2 separate regions of the Homo sapiens genome follow, and region 1 is linked to region 2. Evidence: chromatin loops called from intact Hi-C (ENCODE). Cell type or tissue: sigmoid colon. All regions are shown on one strand. Each heading gives the region's core, and the rest is flanking DNA. Links, peaks and the distances in the headings are about the cores only.

Evidence for each region. Peaks named below come from ENCODE experiments on the same cell type or tissue, not always from the same donor. Only the 100,000 strongest peaks of a DNase experiment are listed, where the experiment ranks them.
Region 1: it touches region 2 in a loop (7-fold over the local background); 4 of 110 quality-filtered maps call a loop at or near these places.

The regions. Positions count from the first base shown.
Region 1 is chr1:821,953-832,235 of GRCh38, forward strand. LINC00115 (long intergenic non-protein coding RNA 115) reads right to left here and starts at 5,570. Exons shown (of 1, transcript NR_024321.1): 1 at 4,254-5,570. LINC01128 (long intergenic non-protein coding RNA 1128) reads left to right here and starts at 5,639. Exons shown (of 4, transcript NR_047524.1): 1 at 5,639-5,823; 2 at 7,051-7,152. RefSeq lists an enhancer at 5,263-5,592 and a silencer at 5,633-5,862. In sigmoid colon, for the core only: no CTCF peak of the experiment used is centred there; a DNase peak (open chromatin) is centred at 5,609; H3K4me3 peaks cover 1,804 bases; H3K27ac peaks cover 1,174 bases.
Region 2 is chr1:772,752-783,034 of GRCh38, forward strand. It overlaps LINC01409 (long intergenic non-protein coding RNA 1409), which reads left to right and starts at 6,047. Exons shown (of 6, transcript NR_187359.1): 1 at 6,047-6,341; 2 at 9,186-9,385. It overlaps LOC100288069 (a long non-coding RNA gene), which reads right to left and starts at 5,883. Exons shown (of 20, transcript NR_168328.1): 1 at 5,533-5,883; 2 at 1,420-1,529; 3 at 225-356. RefSeq lists an enhancer at 5,600-6,169. In sigmoid colon, for the core only: no CTCF peak of the experiment used is centred there; DNase peaks (open chromatin) are centred at 5,200, 5,960 and 7,070; H3K4me3 peaks cover 1,730 bases; H3K27ac peaks cover 871 bases.

The DNA of each region.
Region 1 (10,283 bases), core at 1,423-9,422, 50 kb after region 2:
CTACCCTGTCTACACTACCTACCTGCCCAGCAGATCCACCCTGTCTTCACTACCTACCTAGCGAGCAGATCCACCCTGTCTACTCTACCTGCTTGTCCAGCAGGTCCACCCTGTCTACACTACCTGCCTGTCCAGCAAATCCACTCTGTCTACACTACCTGGCTGTCCAGCAGATCCACCCTGTCTACACTACCTGCCTATCCAGCAGATCCACCCTGTCTATACTACCTGCCTGTCTAGCAGATCCACCCTGTCTATACTACCTGCCCATCCAGCAGGTCCACCCTGTCTACACTACCTCCCTGCCGAGTAGATCCACCCTGTCTACACTACCTGCCTGGCCAGAAGATCCACCCTGTCTACACTACCTTCCTTGCCAGTAATGCACGCTATCTACACTACCTGCCTGGCTAGCAGATCCACGCTGTCTATACTACCTCCCTGTCCAGTAGACCCACCCTGTCTATACTACCTCCCTGGCCAGCAGATCCACCCTGTCTATACTACCTGCCTGGCCAGCAGATCCACCCTGTCTATACTACCTGACTGGCCAGCAGATCCACCCTGTCTACACTACCTGCCTGCCCAGAAGATGCGCCATGTCTACACTACCTGCTTGTCCAGCAGATCCACCCTGTCTACACTAGCTGCCTGTCCAGCATGTCCACCCTATCTACACTACCTGCCTGTCCAGCAGATCCACCCTGTCTATACTACCTGCCTATCCAGCAGATCTACCCTGTCTACACTACCTGCCTGCTCAGCAGATCCACCCTGTCTATACTAACTGCCTGGCCAGCAGATCCACGCTATCTACACTACCTGCCTGGCGAGCAGATCCACCCTGTCTACACTACCTGCTTGCCCAGCAGGTCCACCCTATCTACACTACCTGCCTGCCCAGCAGATCCGCCCTGTCTGTACTACCTGCCTGGCCAGCAGATCCACCCTGTCTACACTACCTGCCTGCCCAGCAGATCCACCCTGTCCATACTACCTGCCTGGCCAGTAGATTCACGCTATCTACTCTACCTGTATGGCCAGCAGATCCACTCTGTCTATACTACCTGCCTGTCAAGCAGGTCCACCCTGTCTACACTACCTACCTGGCCAGTAGATCCACACTATCTACACTACCTGCCTGTCCAGCAGATCCACCCTGTCTATACTACCTAACTGTCGAGCAGATGCACCCTGTCTATACTACCTGCCTATCCTGCAGGTCCACCTTGTCTACACTACCTGCCTGCCCAGCAGATCCACCCTGTCTACACTACCTGCCTGTCCAGCAGACCCGCCCTTTCTATACTACCTGCCTGGCCAGCACATCCGCCCTGTCTATACTACCGGCCTGTCCAGCAGATCCACTCTGTCTATACTACCTGCCTGTCCAGCAGATCCATCCTGTCTACACTACCTGCCTACCCAACAGATCCACCCTGTCTACACTACCTGCCTGGCCAGTAGATCCATGCTATCTACACTACCTGCCTGGCCGGCAGATCCACTCTGTCTACACTGCCTGCTTGTCCAGCAGGTCCACCCTGTCTACACTACCTGCCTGCCCAGCAGATCCACCCTGTCTACACTACCTGCCTGGCCAGTAGATCCACGCTATCTATACTACCTGGCTGGCCAGCAGATCCACCCTGTCTATACTACCTGCCTGTCCAGCAGATCCACCCTGTCTCTAATACCTGCCTGTCCAGCAACATTAGTCCTTAAAAAAAGCAAACACACAAAATCAGTGTCTATTTACAACAGCCAAATATTATGACTACGATTTGAAATAAATTTGTAGACCCATGTAAATAAATTTTAAAACTCAATGAGGATATAAAAATGACATGAATAAAGCCTGAAAATCATATTATTAGAATGGAGGACATAGTGACATAAAACCTCAGTGACTGTAGACTCAGGGCAACCTAGACTTAAAAGTCCCATGTGGTCTTTTACATGTAAAAAATGAGAATTAGTCTAAAAGTCAATTTTGTCTAAATTTTGATTTTTGGTGAGTATACAGTCAAAATAGTTGTGAAAAGAAAAAAATAAAGTTGTCAAATTTCATGTAACCTATGTTATTTGGAAATTTAAAATAAGTTATATAAATATTTATAACAATGTTAAACAATTTCATAAGTGGACTGAATAAAACATAATATTTTATCATATACAATAGCTCCTGCCTTCCTGAGGAAAACATAAAATCAAAGGGCGTGAAGGAAGGATTTTGGTTTCACTGCAGAAACATAATAAGACACCGAAGTGTGTGTTTGTGTGTGCGTACATATATTTAAACTACAGAATATAAAATAGCATCTAATATACATCAAAAATGAGTTTCATAGAAAAATTCATTTTACATATATGTCTATAAAATAATAAAATTTATTCAGCCTCACAATTACTTTGTGAACTGGAAATAACAATGAGTTGTCATTTTATCCAAATCTAAAAAAAAACATACATACAGTATCAAGTTCTGGTTAAAGTAGTAGATGTACTTTACGTGGTACATAAGAGTATCTATACAGTTTGTGGGCTGCATCTTGCTAGAATATATTACATTATAAAATGCACCATTTATTTACTCTGCGATCAAACCCCCAACTTGCCCCAAGTGGAGGAACCCTCAGACATTTGCAGAGGAGTCAGTGTGCTAGTAAGCAGCATTCTTTACAAATCTATGAACATCAAGGTCTCCTTGGAACAGATGCTCTGTGAACAATTTATAAAACTCCCTCCTGTTAGACACTTAGGTTGATTCCATTTTTAAATCAATTACTGAATAAAACACACTCCATCGTGTGGATGAAATGCTACCTTAATTTGTCAAAGCTATCATTTTCTAAACTTTTCTTTTTAATTCAAATCATTAATAATTTGTGACCAGATCAATACTGATTCATTGTTTTAAGCTTCAAATGCATTATACAGTTGGGCAGAACACATTTCCTCTCATCAATCTTCTTTTCCAGGATTTGTCAGGTATTCCTGACATTAATTCACTACTAATATGCACAGTTTCTCTAATCATGGTCAACAAAGATCTGACAGTGCATTGTCCCTAAACGATCCATACTTGCCTCACTGACACCATGTGGCCCACTTCCCATCTATAATCTATGTCTGGGTGTGAAGCCCTTCCCATATGATCCCCCGAATGGAACTTCACAAGTTCGAATTCACTGGGTCACAGTGTGATAGTGTGAAGATGGGAGGACGTTAAGGGAAGGCTATGGGTGAGTTGGGAAATGTGTTAGGCAGGGTCAGAGATTACCACATCCTAAAAACAACACTTAAGGAGGGAGATGACAAAACAATCAATGAATAACATGACTTTTTCCAGTGAAAGTGCCATATCTAATCCTTTTCCATTTTTGTTCTCTGAGCTTCTTTCTTAGGGAAGATCCTTCTTGAGAAGCCCCTGCTGAGTATTAGGAAAATGCATTTCAGGACCTCTCATCAACACATCCTCTTTCTTTACCACAACCACATATATGGGGGCATAACTCAACATGTGTAAAAGACAATCTTCTGCTTTTCACTGAACCTCCAGGAATTCAGGACAATAAACGTCTACATGGAGACCAACAGGTGAGTTTTTCTGCCCCTTCTTTCATAACACCGTTCTTCCCTAGTGAAGTCCACACACATCCTTACATGGCAGCTGTGGGTATATCAACTGGTCTGACCCCTTTTAGTCACAGAGCCTGAAGTCTCTGCTAGTACCTGCTGAGCACAGGGTCATGGGTGAGAATGGGCAAGTCTTTTTCTTTCTCTGGTTCCTGAACTTCCCAGGCTCTCTCACTTCTGGATCCTGAATACCCAAAAACCAAGCTTCCTTCCCAGAACCAACACCTCCTCCTCATTAGAAAGATACCTTTGTTCTGTGCTTACTTTATAAAGTCTTGCTCTTTCCCTATCCACTGCCTTGTGTCAGTATGTGTGTGTCTTGGGGCCGGTGGAAAGGTGAACAGAAGCCAGTAGAGAGTAACCAGCACCAGCTTCACAGGAATGGCATGACCTTGATACGATAGCGGCAGTTTTCCCTTAACATCCCTGCCCCCTAAAGACTTCAGATCATATGTCACACTCTTAAGTAACAGCGATTTGTCTTTCACGGTTTTAATCATATTGATTAAAAGCATTTGTCTTCTCCAGAACATCACATTAAGTCATCAAAAAATATAAACCTTAAAAAGATGTAATTATTGGAACTGAAAAACATAAAAGGTGAGCTTTGGAAATATCTTTGAGCAATTTATTCGTTATGAACACATGTAATCTGTTGGAACAAAGTTCTAGGACAATCCAGGTCATCCTTCAATATTTGCAGAAAACATCACAAAGAAAACTTGATACTTATACTTAGTTGGAAACTTTATGCCACAGCCATTAAATACAGAGATCATACAAAGGAATAGAGGAAGCTGTTGAATACTAAACTAACTCAAATCATCAATATCCTTACGGAGTGCACACTGAATTAATGTAAAAAGCATTTAGTAAACAAAAAGTATTTTCAATATACAATTAAGACTGAAAAGTATTGAGGCCTCATAAGCTGAACCTGACACAATAAATTTAAAAGGGAAACTAATTTGGAAATCAGAAAACCACTAAGGAATTTGGGAATTAGGCTTCTGCTGCCCTCTCTGCTACTGACGGTCAAGGCCTCCTCATTGTATTCTGTCCTCCATATCTCTGCTGATTCCCATTTTGTCTATTTCCATTTACCCCACTACTGCTTGCTCAGGTCACTCTCCTTCACTGTCGGTGTTTGTTCAAATTCCTCAGACCCATCCACTTCCCATCTAAACTTCCCTCCCCTTTTCTCGCTCGTTGGCTCTACCTCCCTCCTCTCTGTTTTCTCCTCACTCTCCTGCCCCACCTCGACATCCACAGCGAGGCAATGAAGAAGCCCCTGCCAAGGAGGAGCCCGCTTCTCAGTGGGACACCGGGAAGGTAGACACCCAACAGTCACCGCTAGTGGGAGGCGATTGTGCAGAAGCACGAGGGTTGTTACAGGATCGGGCAGGTCCCCTACCCCAGTCTCGGACTCAGGGTCCTGTCTGAGGCGGCCACCCCGAAGCGTGGGGTTTGCGGAGACGTAGGGCCTGGCGGAGGGAAGGACGGGGAAGCATCTCAGGGAGGACTGGCGTCTGCCGAATCCCAGGGCTGCCCTGAGGGGCCAAGAGGGGCGAGGGTGGGGACGATGGAAGACAAGCCACATGCCGAATGGGGACCTGAGGCCGCGCGCGATAGGATGGGCGGACGGTGAAGAGAACTAGGGTGGAAGGGCCGGACAGGGGCGACCTCAGTGACGGAACCGGACACAGACGCAGATCTGGCAGCTGAGCGACAGGCTTCGGAGCATTTCCGGGCGTCGCGGGACTCCCCGCCGACAGGAGGGCGGTTGCCGAGCCTGTGACATCCGCGGAGACCAGCAGACCCCGGGTGTGGAGGACGCCGCAGGGAGGGGACTGCGTGGCTGGGTTTGGCCACAAAAAGCGGAGGGCACTCACCCGAGCGGACCTTGGCTCCGGATAATCCGTTTCCGGGTCAACAAAAAACGTCGCGCGAGGGGCGGGGCGCGTACGTGCAGGGAGGGGAGGCAGAGAAAAAGGCGGGGCCGGGCCGGGCCGGGGCGGGGTCTCGGGCAGGGGCGGGGAGCTTACCGACCTCCCGCCCCCGCTGCGCGCGTTTCTGGCCCTGCCAGTGTCTCCGCCGGTTGAAAGCGCGTGTCTGCGTCGGGTTCTGTTGGAGTGCGTTCGGTGCGCCGTGGGTCCGCGCTGCTTCCACCCAACTTCCTGTTAGGTAAGAGGCGCGTGAGGCTCCTGTGCCGGGGGCGGTGCTGCTCCCGAGTCGGCGCGCGGCGGGGACGCGAGTCCGTAGGTGCTGGCGGGAGCGAGAGTCGGGTGGGGACCCTCGCGAGCCCGCACTCCGCCTCTGGGTAGCAGCCTCTTCGGCCCCACACGGCGTGACGCGCGCTCGGGCTCCGCGTTCGCGTCGAGGCAGAGGCGTAGTAGGGGTCGGGCCCAGGGCTGGAGGGGCCGGGACCGGGCGGGGTGCCGCCCTGGACACCGCGCCGGCAGCTGTTCCGCGCGGGTTCATGTCATTCCTATTTTCAACCTGTCCTGCTCCGCACCTGAGATGATTTATAAATTCGGTACCTTTGGGACAGGCGTGGATGACATCCCATAATTTACTTCGTTATTAATTTCTAAATGTAATACATACCACTCTCTAAAAGTATTTTTTAATTTGAAATATATTTGTATATATGTACATATATATTTATTTATTTCTGAATTTTGTCTCCAGTACATATAATGAGGCTTGTAAAGTGGATAGTGTTCAGGACATAGGTGGATTTTGCTTTTAAGTAGTAAAGACTTAATTGGTGACTTACTGGGGCTATTTGATAAGGATTTTTTTTTTTAAATGAACATTAAAAACAGTGAAATTGTATTTCCGGATTTCATTAGCTTCATTTATATCTTAATTGGTGAAAACTGTAAGTTAATAACTCATTTTTATTTCCTTTGGAGATTCTTAAGTTTGTGCTACCAATGATTATTTCCAAAAAAAGGCACACTTCTGGTTTTCCCAGAACTAATGCTAGCTTCTCAATCTTTTGAGTTTACTTGATATTAATGTTTGACCTCAAATCATGTCACATTTTTGAAGAAAACTTTCTCTTAGCCAGTGGAACATAAACCACCCTGGAGTTCATATAGAGGAGGGGTTCAAATGCCTCTGATAGTGTCGTGTTAAAACTCATGGCCAAACCCAAGGTCACATAGCTTTCTTTCCATGTTTTCCTCTAGAATTTGTATAGTTTTGTCATTATAAAATGGGTCTTGTCCTAGACCCCAAGAACAGGTTTTTGGATTTCACATGGGAAAGACCTTTTGGCAAGTCACAGAGTATAGTGAAGTTAAGATAGTTTATTAGCAACTACTCAGCTACATAGCAGGGCGTCCTCAGAAAGCAAGAGGAGGAATGCACCTGTTGTAAACATATAATTTTTTTTTGAAACAGTTTCTCTCCTGTCACAATGGCATGATCTCGGCTCACTGCGACCTCTGCTTCCTGGGTTCAAGGATTCTCCTGCCTCAGCCTCCCAAGTAGCTGGGATTACAGGTGCGTGCCAATATACCCGGCTAATTTTTTGTATTTTTGGTAGAGACTGGGCTTCACCATGTTGGTCAGGCTGGTCTGGAACTCCTGGCCTCAAGTGATCTGCCTGCCTCGGCTTCCCAAAGTGCTGGGATAACAGGCATGAGCCACCCGGCGCCCGGGCTTAATGTTTGTTTATATAGGTTATTAAGAATCAGTTTGTGACAGGCTATTAGTATTGTTACTTCTCTTTGTTACTGTCGATTTTAACATCAATTTATGTGTGTACTATTACCTTTAAAGTAAAACTTATTTTTAAACTAAGAATGCTGAGTGGTGTGCTGTGTGGGTGTACTGTGCTGGTGTTCTATGCAGGTGTATTATGCATGTGTGCTGTGAAAGTGTATTGTGGGGGTATATTATGTAGGTGTGCCATGCAGGTGTATTGTACAGGTGTGCTGTATAGGGGTGGTATGCAGGTATATTGTGCAGGTGTGCTGTGTAGGTGTATTATATGGGCATGCAGTACAGGTGTGCAGCATCTGAGCTCCGTCTTCACCTTAATCCCGAACACTCTTTTCACCTCTCACCTGCACTGCAGTGCTGTTTCCTGGATCACACTTTTTTGTTTGTTTGTTTAATTCCTCCAGGAGAATGAGTGTATAGGAAATAAGGATTTCTCTTCACATTTTACTTGACTAACAGTTTCTCTGGTTATAGAATATATTTTGGATTTAAAGCTCTCTCTGAATTTTGAAAACACTGTTTCATTTTCCGCTTGCCTCCTATGTTGTTCTAGAGAAGCTCAATCGCAATCTCGTCCCCCATCCTCAAGCGATACACTTCTTTTTTCTTTATTATCTTGAAGCATTCAGGGTCTTTTCTTCATTTTTGGCTTTCTGAAATTGCAGGACAATATGATGTAGGTTCGTTTTTATCTCTGTGCTAGCTCTTTTCATTTGGAAACCTGTGTTGCGTTCTGAATGCTGTGGTCTGAAAGTGTACCTTCAAATTCATATGTTCACACTTAATGGCCAAGGTGATAGTATTGAGAGGTGGGGCCTGAAGGACGTGGCTAAGTCACAAGGGCAGAGCCTTCACAGTGGGATCAGTGCCCTTAAGGAAGGGCTGAGGGCCTGGGTTTGCCTTTTTACCTTTTCACCTCCTGCCGCGTGAGGGCCCAGCCACAAGGTACCATCTGGGAAGCAGAGTCCCAACCCTTGCCAGACACTGAGCCCACTGGTGCTTTATCTTGGACTCCCAGCCTCCAGAACTGTGAGAGATAAATTTCTGTTTTTTATAAAGTACTCAGTCTCCTGTATTTTGTTGGAGCAGTACAAATGGAGTAAAACACTAAGACATTTTCTGGAATTCTTTGATTGATAATTTTTTCTTCTCAGTCTTTTATCTTGTCTCTTCCTTGAACACATTATTTCTGGTGTTGAACATTCCAGACCACTTCTCCAATTTTCTTATACTTTTTTCTCCTATTTTTCACCTTTTAGATCTCTTTTTGTTGTTGATTTACTTTCTGTGAGGTTTACCAACTTTATCTAGTACAAGTTTTATGGAATTTAAAAATTGTTTCAGAGTTTAAGTTCCCAGATCCTCTTTTTTTAACTGTTCATTTTTCATGACTTCCAGTTCTTTAGTGGTGACGTATCTTTTCTCTCTGAAGACAGTATTTACAGTTACTGGAATTCCTTCCTGCTCTCCACCTGTCTTTGGTCTGTTTTCCTTTTCCCGTTTTGATCTCTGTCCTTCATGGTGCATCCTCCTGTTGACTCCTGACCATCTGTTCACATGGGGCTGCTGTGGGGTGACCGGGCCACGCAGTCTCCCTTGGCAGCTCTCAGCTGTCTGTATCCGTCAGCATTTTCTCTTGGTCTGGTCAGGTTTTCCCAGAGGGGACAGTCCGTTCTCCAGCCTGGGACAGAGGTCAGGGACACATGTGCTCCCTCCCTGGGTTGGCTCTTTATATGGTGAGTGGCAACTGGTTTTGGACCTCTCTCTTGCAGGCTGGGTCTGTGGGATGTAATTAGAAAGCAACTTTATTTCTATTCACTTACATTTATTCATTGGAGGAGGAGTTTCTCTTTCCTAGGGTACACGTGGACATGCCTATGACTTTTCTGCTTTGTCTTATGTTTAAAAATGTCCTTCAGTCATTGCAGGTCACAAGCAGGCTATCAGCTCAGTAATTAAAATAATTCGGTTCTTCATAGTGAATGTAATTCTAAATTAGATTTTAAGTTGTAACTCCCTGCTTCAGCAATGGTGATGGGGCCTAGAAACCAGAGCACCTGAGCTCCATCCTACAGGGGGCCATACCGGGATCTTTCCATTTTCAGAGGCTTCTCTCTGACAGTGAAGTGTGATGACAGACTTGGGGGCAGGGCAATGGCTAGCTTCTGAAAGCCGCTGGCACTTTAGTGATAAATTTAAATTAAGTGACGGGTAGTGAGGTGTTTGTCAAGGAAAGTGCCGTCCAAATGCTAAATACTGATTATTTCTGCAGCAGTGACTGCAATACCTCACTCAATCTCTGTCTTTCTTGAAGAAGTCATAAATAAACACGATGAATCTATGTAGAAGCGGTAAGTCAGAAAAATCTGTGTGTTTCATTACATAAACAACGGTTTATCATTAATTGACAGGCTTGGATTGGGAGTTGTTAATGAAACTGATGAGATGTTGGACAGATGAGCTCCCTCTTATTTCGAAGAGCTTATCTAGGGCTGAGTCATGGGACCTGATAGCGTCTTGTGGTGCTGTCTTCTTGTAGATATATCCGTGTTTTAGAGGATTTAGTTTTTTAAAATTTCTCTTAGAATGTGAATTTTACAAAAAAGCACTTCCCAAATGGATGATTATTTGAAAAATGAATTGTCAGACAAAACTGACACATCAGTTATGGAGAAAACCCTTCAAGAACTGGCTTTAAATGTGTTTTAGTGGGAGCCACAGTGTGGAGAGAAACAGAAGAGGGAGGAGAGGGCGCCCCTTGTTTCTTCTCTCCACAGCCAGGCCTTCGCCACCTTTCTCAGTGTCTTCAAGAATAAAATGCCTCCGTTGTTGGTTTTAGCTGCTTTTCTCCCTCGGGGTAGGTAAAGTGGTTCCAAAACGACAAGCATCCTGTAAAGTCGGAAGAGCTG
Region 2 (10,283 bases), core at 997-8,996:
ATGGGGCTGACGGGGAATTACAGCCCAAACCCCAGATGCTGGCTCTCAAACTAACACTGAGCCCTCAGTGCCCACAGGGAGATACAATCAGCGCACTTTCCAGATGGGGAAATGGGATCAGAGAAGTGCAACAGCCTTGCCCAATGCCCCAGACCAGGGCTCCAGGCCCAGAGTGTTCTTTTGTCACTGTGTTCAGAGGGCAGCAGCTGCTGTGATGTACCCACCTGAGCCTGGCAGCTTTCTCCAACTTTGGAAGCCCAGGAGCATGGCCCCTGTCCACAGATGCACCTGGCATGAGGCGTGCCCAGAGGGACAGAGGCAGATGAGTTGCGTCTCCTCCACTGGATTGTGAGGGCCTAGAAGGAGACAAGGGTCTGCTTGAGAAGGCAGTGAACAGCGAGCAGCCTGAGGCAGTGCCCCTCTGGATGGATGCGCAGTGCCTGGATGGAACCTGGCTCAGACAGAGCTCAGTTCTGCAGGTCCCTGAGGCATGGAGAGTTCACAGCTACCAAGTGTAGGAGTCTGGATTCAAAGCCAACGGCGTGACTCCAAAGTCCCTGCCCTAGCCCCTGGACCACCCTTGCAGGCCCATCAGATGCCCAGGCCAGCAGCACAGCCGGCCAAGACCAGGGAAACTTGGGGAGCCTCAGAGCACCCCCAGGTATTCCAACCTAACCCTGGTGCCCCGCCTCTCACCACCCTTCTTCCTGCTTTTACCTCAACCCCTACACAAAGCCTGGGCCACTTAATGTGGCATCAAACAGACGCCTCAATAAATCAGTCTAATCTCGAAAAAAAAAAGGCTTAACAGATATACAATTGCACGTTAGAATGCTAAAGACCATAAACATATAACAACTTAAAGTACATATAAATTCAATATATATCCAATCATTGTAACTATGACACAGTAGAATATTAAAATACTATTTTCAAAATGTATACAAGCTTAATGTTCTATGTATTCAAACTGTTTATTCAAAATACAAATCATCAACATAAATTGCCACTAATATTCAGTCCCTTCACAGGACATGATTCACTGGGAGTTAATAAATTAGCAGCCGGCAGGCAGTGACACACCGCAAAAATGAAAACCAAGAGGTGAAATAGTTCTGAAATAAAGGTTTTAAAGCTAACAGAAATCACTGAATTACTAAGTCATTAGCACTAATTTTGAGCCAACTAACTAATTAATATGAGATGATACAATGTCCTATACTTTGGTAAATACAGACTATGTTTAAACAATGTCTGTAACGTGACTTGTAAAATGCTCCTGGCTTTACAAAGATGTGATTAAGATGTAGTAACACATGCTAAACCATTTCCCCCTGCAGAGCATGTGGTAACTTTCATCAGTCACATTGAGAGTCCAGAAGATAAAGGAAAAGGTCATGGATTTCGCTGAGAACTTACCAGAGTTGAACTCCCTCATTTTCCGTTCCCCAGCATTGGCGGGTTCTGGGACTGGTGGCTGTGGTGGCTCGTTGGTCTTTGTCTCTTAGAAGGTGGGGAATAATCATCATCTTGAAAAAGAAAAAATGGTCATTACTGAAGGAACCATCTTAGGTTACAGCCACCTCTGGGTCAATTCCCAACATTCAAAAGCTGAGCAGGGCTTTAAAGCTATCTTATTAATAATTATTTCTGTATTGCGAACTTCAGCATACTTTTTTCTAGTTACATTTGAAATGTTATTCTTTTGGGATGTGCTCAAGTGAGTACTGCTTTTTCCTCTGCCTTGCTTCATTACTTTTTAGTTTCCTTCATTTGAATCATCATTGTAAGTCTCCCCTTCTCCTCAAATAACTTTCAAATTGCTGCCAAGAACTATGTTCTATCTTAAGGCTTTTGAGAAAAAACTTTCAATGAAGATAGCCGCCTAAAGTTATACAAATATAGAAGAAACGGGATAAAATAAAGCTTAGATTGGAAAAAATATTTAAGATTCTACAAAATTCACGCGTAAACAAGGGAAGCTGAGTAATTGTATGTTCAAATACTTGCAAAACATGTAGGCTTAAAGAAATAGAGCTGGCCAGGCATGGTGGTTCACGCCTATAATTCCAACAGTTTGGGAGGCCGAGGCAGGCAGATAACTTGAGGTCAGGAATTCAAGACCAGCCTGGCCAACAGAGTGAAACCCTCTCTCTACTAAAAATACAAAAATTAGGCCAGGAGTGATGGCTCATGCCTGTGATCCCAGCACTTTGAGAGGCCGAGGTGGGTAGATCACCTGAGGTCAGGAGTTTGAGACCAGCCTAACCAACATAGGGAAACCCCGTCTCTACTAAAACTACAACATTAGCCAGGTGTGGTGGCACATGCCTGTAATCCCAGCTACTCGGGAGGCTGAGGCAGGAGAATCCCTTGAACCCAAAAGGCAAAGATTGTGGTGAGCCGAGATTGTGCCATTGCACTCCAGCCTGGGCAAAAACAGCGAAACTCCGTCTCAAAAAAAAAAAAAAAGAAAAAATTAGCCAGGCGTGAAGTTGCGGTGAGCTGAGACTGCACCATTGCACTCCAGCCTGGGTAGCAGAGCAAGACCCTGTCTCAAAAAAAAAAAAAAAAGAGAGAGAGAGAGAAAGAAAGAAAGAGGGCTACATTATTTATGAAACAGGTACTGTTAACTCAGTCACCAGAAAGCCTGTGTATAAATGAGCAGTGAGATATTCAAGCACAGCACACACACACTTCTCAGGACAGCTGTCGTGAGTGTTCCATGCTCATTTCCTTCTGGATACATCAGCAACTCACTCTGCTATGATCCTGCAATACATCTCATGTTAGAATTAGAGACATCTGGGCCAGGCACAGTGGCTGACGCCTGTAATCCTAACACTTTGGGAAGCCGAGGCAGGCAGATCACCTAAGGTCAGGAGTTCGAGACCAGCCTGGCCAACATGGTGAAATGCTGTCTCTACCAAAAATACAAAAAATTAGCTGGGCATGGTGGCGCGCGCCTGTAATCCCAGCTACTCGGGAGCCTGAGGCAGGAGAATCGCTTGAACCCGGGAGGTGGAGGTTGCAGTGAGCCGAGATCTTGCCACTGCACTCCAGCATGGGGGACGGAGCAAGGCTCTGTCAAAAAAAAAAAAAAAAAAAACAGAAAAAGAAAAAGAAAAAAGAATTAGAGACATCTGGATCAAATCAGCTGCCAGTCTCGCAAAGTGTCGGGTAACATCCTATTAAGCTTGCTGCTTACACATCATCTATAAAATACTGAAAATATCATTTTAAGAAATCTTTTTTTTATTTTGAGACAGAGTTTTGCTCATTGCCCAGGCTGGAGTGCAATGGTGCGATCTCAGCTCACTGCAATCTCTGCCCCCTGGGTTCAAGCAATTCTCCTTCCTCAGCCTCCTGAGTAGCTGGGATTACAGGCATGCACCACCACGCCTGGCTAATTTTGTATTTTCAGTTGAGACAGGGTTTCTCCATATTGGTCAGGCTGGTCTCGAACTCCTGACCTCAGGTGATCCACTGACCTTGGCCTCCCAAAGTGCTGGGATTACAGGTGTGAGCCACCATGCCTAGCCAAGAAACCCTTATTTTAAAACAAGCCAGGCGCGGTGGCTCATGCCTATAATCCCAGCACTTTGGGAAGCCAAAGCGGGTGGATCACTTGACGTCAGTAGTTTGAGACCAGCCTGGGCAACATGTTGTAACCCCATCTCTACTAAAAATATATTTTAAAAATTAGCTGGGCATGGTGGTGGGCACCTGTAATCCCAGCTTCTCAGGAGGCTGAGGCAGGAGAACCACTTGAACCTGGGAGGTGGAGGTTGCAGTGAGCGGAGATCACGCCACTGCACTCTAGCCTGGGTGACAATAGAAAGACTCCATCTCAAAAACAAAACAAAACAAAACAAAACAAAAAACCACTAAAAAAAAGACTCCATTTCAAAAACAAAACTAAAACCAAAAACACAACACAAATGTAGTACACAAATGAAAATAATTACTGTGTTAAACACAGTTTCATAGAAAATAAAAGACCAATCAAATACAATAAGCTGCCTTTTTAGATGGGTATGTTATTCTTCTTTCACAGCTAAAGAAACAGGCTCAGAGAATGTTATTTGATTGGACCGTGTTGCATTTCTGGACAGTGCAGCTGAGATCAGACTTTGTGTGTAACTCCACTAGCCTACCAGGGTGCCTCTCATAAAGCTAAGAAATGTAAATTTGGCCTAATATACAAAGTTGCCAGGGCAGCACTGGGTCAATTCTACATACAGTACTTCTATGTTCATCAAGGGAAACCTTAAGGGAAAGTGAAAATGCTTCTAGAAGGCGACTGGACACCAGCGCCTTTGCTTGTTGCCTTTGGGCTCTTCTTCTAAGGCCAACAGTGACCTGAAATTATTGACTGGCTTTTCAATCAAGTGGACAAAATGGTACCAAGGTCGGCAACATCAGACAAATTTACTTGAGGGCCTTATCTATGCGCTTTGAAAGACAAAACTGCTTTTGTAAAGGACACTGTATTTCAGAAAAACATAATCATATTAACAAATAATAACACTGTAAAATGCTGATGTGTTGAATGCTACTTTAGAAAAACATGCTCAAATCTAGGGAAAAAATTTGATACAAAACTACGTATCAATTATCTAGCTAGCTATCTATCTAGAGACATGCTTTCATTCTATTGCTCAGGATGGGAAGCAGTGGGATTATCATAGCTCACTGCAGCCTTGAGCTCCTGGCCTCAAGTGATCCTCCTGCCTCAGTCTCCTAACTAGCTAGGGCCACAGGTGGACACAGTTATGCCTGGGTTTTTGTTTGTTTGTTTTGTAGAGACAGGGTGTCACTACATTGCCCAGGCTGGTGTCAAACTTTGGAGTCTCGCTGTGTCGCCCAGGCTGGGGTGCAGTGGTGTGATCTTGGCCCAGTGCAACCTCTGCCTCCCGGGTTCAAGTAATTCTCCTTTATCAGCCTCCCAGGTAGCTGGGACTACAGGCATGCGCCACCACGGCCAGCTAATTTTTGTATTTTTTGTAGAGACTGGGTTTCACCATGGCCAGGCTGGTCTCCAACTCCTGACCTCAGGTGATCCACCCGCCTCGGCCTCCCAAAGTGTTGGGATTACAGGTGTCAGCCACTGAGCCTGGCGGAGCACTTTATGTTATTAAGTAGCCTAACCCAGGTGGGTCGCTGTCCCTCACGCCTGTAATCCCGACAACTCTGATGGCCAAGGTGAGAAGATTGCTTCAACTCAGGAGTTCGAAACTGGCCCGGGCAACATAGCGAGGCACCCCCCGACCCCATCTCTAGAAAAAAATACAAAAATTAGGCCAGGTGTCCACCGCGCCCGGCTAATTTTTGTATCTTTTGTAGAGACGGGGTTTCGTCATGTTGCCCAGGCTGGTCTCGAACTCCTGAGCCCAAGCCATCCATCCTCCCGCCTCGGCCTCCCAAAGTGCTGGGATTACAGTAGGGCCCAGCCAGCCTCATGTTTTATTTAGCAGTCCCTCCCTGTTGCACACCTGGATAGTTTTTTAAATTTTTTTAGACAGGGTTTACCTCAATCTCGCAGGCTGGAATGCTGTGGTGGGATCATAGCTCACTGGAGCCTTGAACCTTTGGGTTCAAGTAGCTGGGGGGCTGAGGTAGGACTACAGAGATGGGGTTGCGCCATGTTGCTAGGCTGCTCTTGGCCTGAAGGGTCCTCCCGCCTCGGCCGCGCCAGACATAGTTTTCTATTTTTGACCAACATAAACACTGTGCTGGGTCTGAATTTTTCAGCTACCCTTCTTCAGCCGGCAACACACAGAACCTGGCGGGGAGGTCACTCTTACCAGTCCCCACTCTGATGAGAAAACTGCCCAGCTCCAGGCACCATGGCGCCCCAGTGATGTAGCCGAACACCCGCGCCTCTAACGTCGCCAACGGCCCACCTCTATGGTGTCGGCGAAGACCCGCCCTTGTGACGTCACGGAAGGCGCACCCTTGTGACGTCACAGGGGACTACCACTCACGCAGAGCCAATCAGAACTCGCGGTGGGGGCTGCTGGTTCTTCCAGGAGCGCGCATGAGCGGACGCTGCCTACTGGTGGCCGGGCGGGATGTAACCGGCTGCTGAGCTGGCAGTTCTGTGTCGCTAGGCTTCTGCCCGGCCGCCGCCGCACATAAGCCACGAGGAGGAGCTTTACGACTTCCCGGTCTTCGGCGCCGGGCGCAGCAAGGGCCAGACTCTGCGCTAGCAGGCGCTGCGCGCCAACCGGCCGGCACCTGTCGCAGAAGGTGCAACCGATCGCACTGTCGCGCAGAAGCTCCTCAATGGCCAGCGCCAGCTGCAGCCCCGGCCGCCCACTCGCCTCATCTGAGCCTGGGTACGTGCGCTCCACAACGCCTCCCCCAGCCAGGGCCCGGGGATCCCCGGGAGCGTCCCCGGCTACCTGGCGCCGCTCATCCTGGGTAGGGTCGGCCCCCTGAGGCTGCCCGGCATGAGGGAGTTGCACCCCTGAGCTTGACCTCTGACGGTCCTTTGTAATAGCATTAAGTCTTTGAAACTTGTAGCGGGGTAGAAGGGGCTAGGAAATGAAGAAAACATCTTTTTAAAAATATAAGCAGTCGGCTGGGCGAGGTGGCCCACACCTGTAATCCCAGCACTTTGGGAGGTCGAGGCGGGTGGATCACGAGGACAGGAGTTCAAGACCAGCCTGGCCAGCATGGTTTCACTGAAACCCCGTCTCTACTAAAAACACAAAAATTAGTCGGGCGTGGTGGCAGGTGCCTGTAATCCCAGCTACTCGGGAGGCTGAGGCAGAGAATTGTTTGAACCCGGGATGCGGAGGTTGCAGTGAGCGGAGATCGCGCCACTGCACTCCAGCCTGGGCAACAGACCAAGACTCCGTCTAAACAAACAAATATATGTGTGTATATATATGCGATCGAGCCCGGGAGGTTGAGATTACAGTGAGCTGAGATTATATAAGCGATCGAGCACTGGAGGTTGATGTTACAATGCGCTGAGATTGCGCCATTGCACTCCAGCCTGTGTAACAGAGGGAGACTCTGTCTCTAAAAAATTATATGCAAGTGAGAGCTTTTCTTCCAGCACTCATGCTCAGACTGAAGAAAGTAATTGGGCCAGGCCCGGTGGCTCACGCCTTTAATCCCAGCATTTTGGGAGGCGGAGGCGGAAGTGGGTGGATCACTTGAGCTCAGGAATTCCAGACTAGTTTGGGCAACATGGTGGAACCCTTTCTCTACAAAAATACAAAAAATTAGCTGGACATGGTGGCACGCGCTTGTAGTCTCCGCAACTTGCCGGGCTTAGGCGGGAGAATCGCTCAGCTGCAGCCTCGACCTCCAGGGGCAATCCATTTCAGCCTCCCAAAGTGCTGAGATTACAGGAATGAGCCATCGTGCCTGGCTTTACACTATATTTTAACACTTTTTTTGAAAATGGAAACTTTTACAGGCAATTCACTTCCTTCAAACTAATGATAAGGAAGTGATGCTGTTCTGTTCTGTTTTGTTTTTTGTTTTTGTGGGTTTTTTTTCTTTTTTGAGATGGGGTCTTGCCCAGGTTGGAGTGAGGTGGTGCAAACAAGGCTCACTGCAGCCTTGACCTTCGGGCTCAAGGAATCCTTCCCCGTCAGCCTCCCCGGTAGCTAGGACTACAGGTGCATGCTACCACGCTTGGCTAATTCTTTTTTTGAAATGGAGTCTCACTCTGTCTCCCAGGCTGGAGTGCAGTGGTGCAATCTCGGCTCACTGCAGGCTGGTCTCAACCTCTGACTTCGGATGGTCCACCCACTTCTGCATCCCAAAGTGCTGGGATTACAAGTGTGACCCACCGCGCCTGGCGATTTTGCTCATTTTAGATACTAGAACTTTTTAATTTAAAATTTTTTTTTCCTGAGATGGAGTCTTACTTTGTCTCCAGGCTGGAGTGTAGTCGCGTAATCTCGGCTCACTGCAACCTCCACCTCCTGAGTTCAAGCGATTCTCCTGCCTCAGCCTGCCAGAGTTGCTGGGACTACAGGTGTGCACCACCACACCCAGGAGTTCAAGGCTGCAGTGAGCCATGATCGTACCACTGCACTCCAGCCTGGGCAACACAGCGAGACCCTGACTCCACAAATAAATAAATCAACGTCATATGATCTGTACCAGGGTATAGGCAGGTGCTATGATCCCCACTTTTCATCCTCAACTCTAAGTTGAGTCATACATCAACCTCTAGTAAAAAGTGGCATGCTCTCAGTCAAAGGGGTAAGCCCAAACCACGTGGAGAGAATCTTATCTCTTTTGAGAGCTAATATAAAAAGAATTCCTCCTAGGCATAAAAATATTATGACACCAGTTACTTAGGCTAAACATGCCTATTATGCTAAGTGAGTTATTAACAATAAATACTTTAACTCTGTGCCATGTTAATTATCATAATCTGATTTATAATTTGTTTTAACCTTAGGTTATATATACCTTGAAGCCATTTATATTTTGGTATACTTGTAATAATTACTATACACTGGACTATGTATATTGGACTAAACACGGAGAGTCAAAAAAGAGTATGTGGTCAGAGTAGAAATCATGCCCTAGCTTCCTTCGTGTCTACCTCCTACCTTGAGTAGAAGTGGTAGAAAAAGTAATTACCTAAGATTTTTTGGATTCTGGTTTGTGGAGAAGCACCCTTATATTTAGGCTGATGGGCGGCAAAATTAGAAAGTATTTTTTGTGATTTAGAATTTTATACAGAGATGTTCATTGTGATTAATTATTCTTTGTATTAGCAGATTTTTGCTTTTTATAGCTGCATGATTTCTTGTTTATTATTCATTCATTATTGTCTATTAATAAAGAAAAACTTTATTTCACTGAAGCAGTGATATATAATCCAACTTGGATTTTTAAATAATGACTGACTTTTTTTCTTTGGGAATACATTACTGTTAAAAATGTAATTATTAGATACATTACTTTTAATGAATATAAGTGGTATAATTAGAAGGCTGAAAAGAATCCTTGGAAACGTGAGTTTAATTTGATAGCTAAGAAACTGAGGACAAGATACTTATTCTTTGTAGCATATTTTCTAATGTCATTTCATTGTCTCACCAAGAAATACTTGCATAAAGCAAGTTCAATTACAGTATCTGTTGAATATTTAAGGTTGAGTAAAGTGGGTGAGTTTAACAGATATTTTCCCTTATTTCTTTTAGGCAAATCTGGATTGGGAAAGTTGACATTAATCAACTCATTATTCCTCACAGATTTGTATTCTCCAGAGTATCCAGGTCCTTCTCAGAGAATTAAAAAGCCTGTACAGGTCTAGATATTGGTATTTTTAATTGATGATAAGCTGGAATAATATTAATACACACAAAGCACGTGTTGTAACTTTCATTATGCTTCCTTAGAGGTAAGATGCAAATTTGCCCTTAGCCAGTGTAAGATGGTAAATATGACTTCATAAAATCAAAAAAACAGAAGAAGTACAGTTAATCGAAAGATTATCTTGACTAGAACTTTCCAAATTTGTCCTAAGGATTCTCCTAGAGATGACACTGTGACATAGTAACCAATTCCCCTGGAGTTGTGCTATGTAGTATGATAGTCATTTGCCACATGTTTAAATCAATTAAAATTAATTAAATTAAAATGCAATTTCTCATTTGCTCCAGATACATTTCAAGTGCTCAACAGCCACATGTGGCAAGTGGCTGCCATTTTGTGCAGCACATATATGAAGATTTTCATCATTGTAGAAAATTGCATTGGACAGTGTAGAGAAAACATGATTCATAGAAAAACTATTGTTATTTAAATACAGTGTTCTATATTAGTCAGTGGGATAATACCATATCATAGTTGAATGGCAATAGCAATTCTGTAAGACTCCCAAGCTATATGTGATCTAATTTACTGCTTCTCAGTCTTTGCTATGCATTCCAATCCTGGGTATCCTGTTAAATTTATTTCTTCTAGTAGTTCTGAGATGGGCTGCCTTTCTACATTTCTAACAAGATCCCAGGTGATGCTGATGCTGCTGGATGGTAGATCACACTTTATAAAGCAAGGGGCTAGACTCTAGATATGCACTTTTTATTAAATAGTACAGCAGCCTGTAGCCACATGTGGCTATTAATCTTTGAAATGTGGGTAGTCTGAATTGTGATGTTCTGCAAACATAAAATATGCCACAGATTTCTAAGACTGAGCATGGAAAAGAAAATCTCCATAATTTTTTATATTGATTGTATACTGCAGTGATAATATTTTGGATGTATCAGGTTAAATAAAATTGACTGATTTCACCT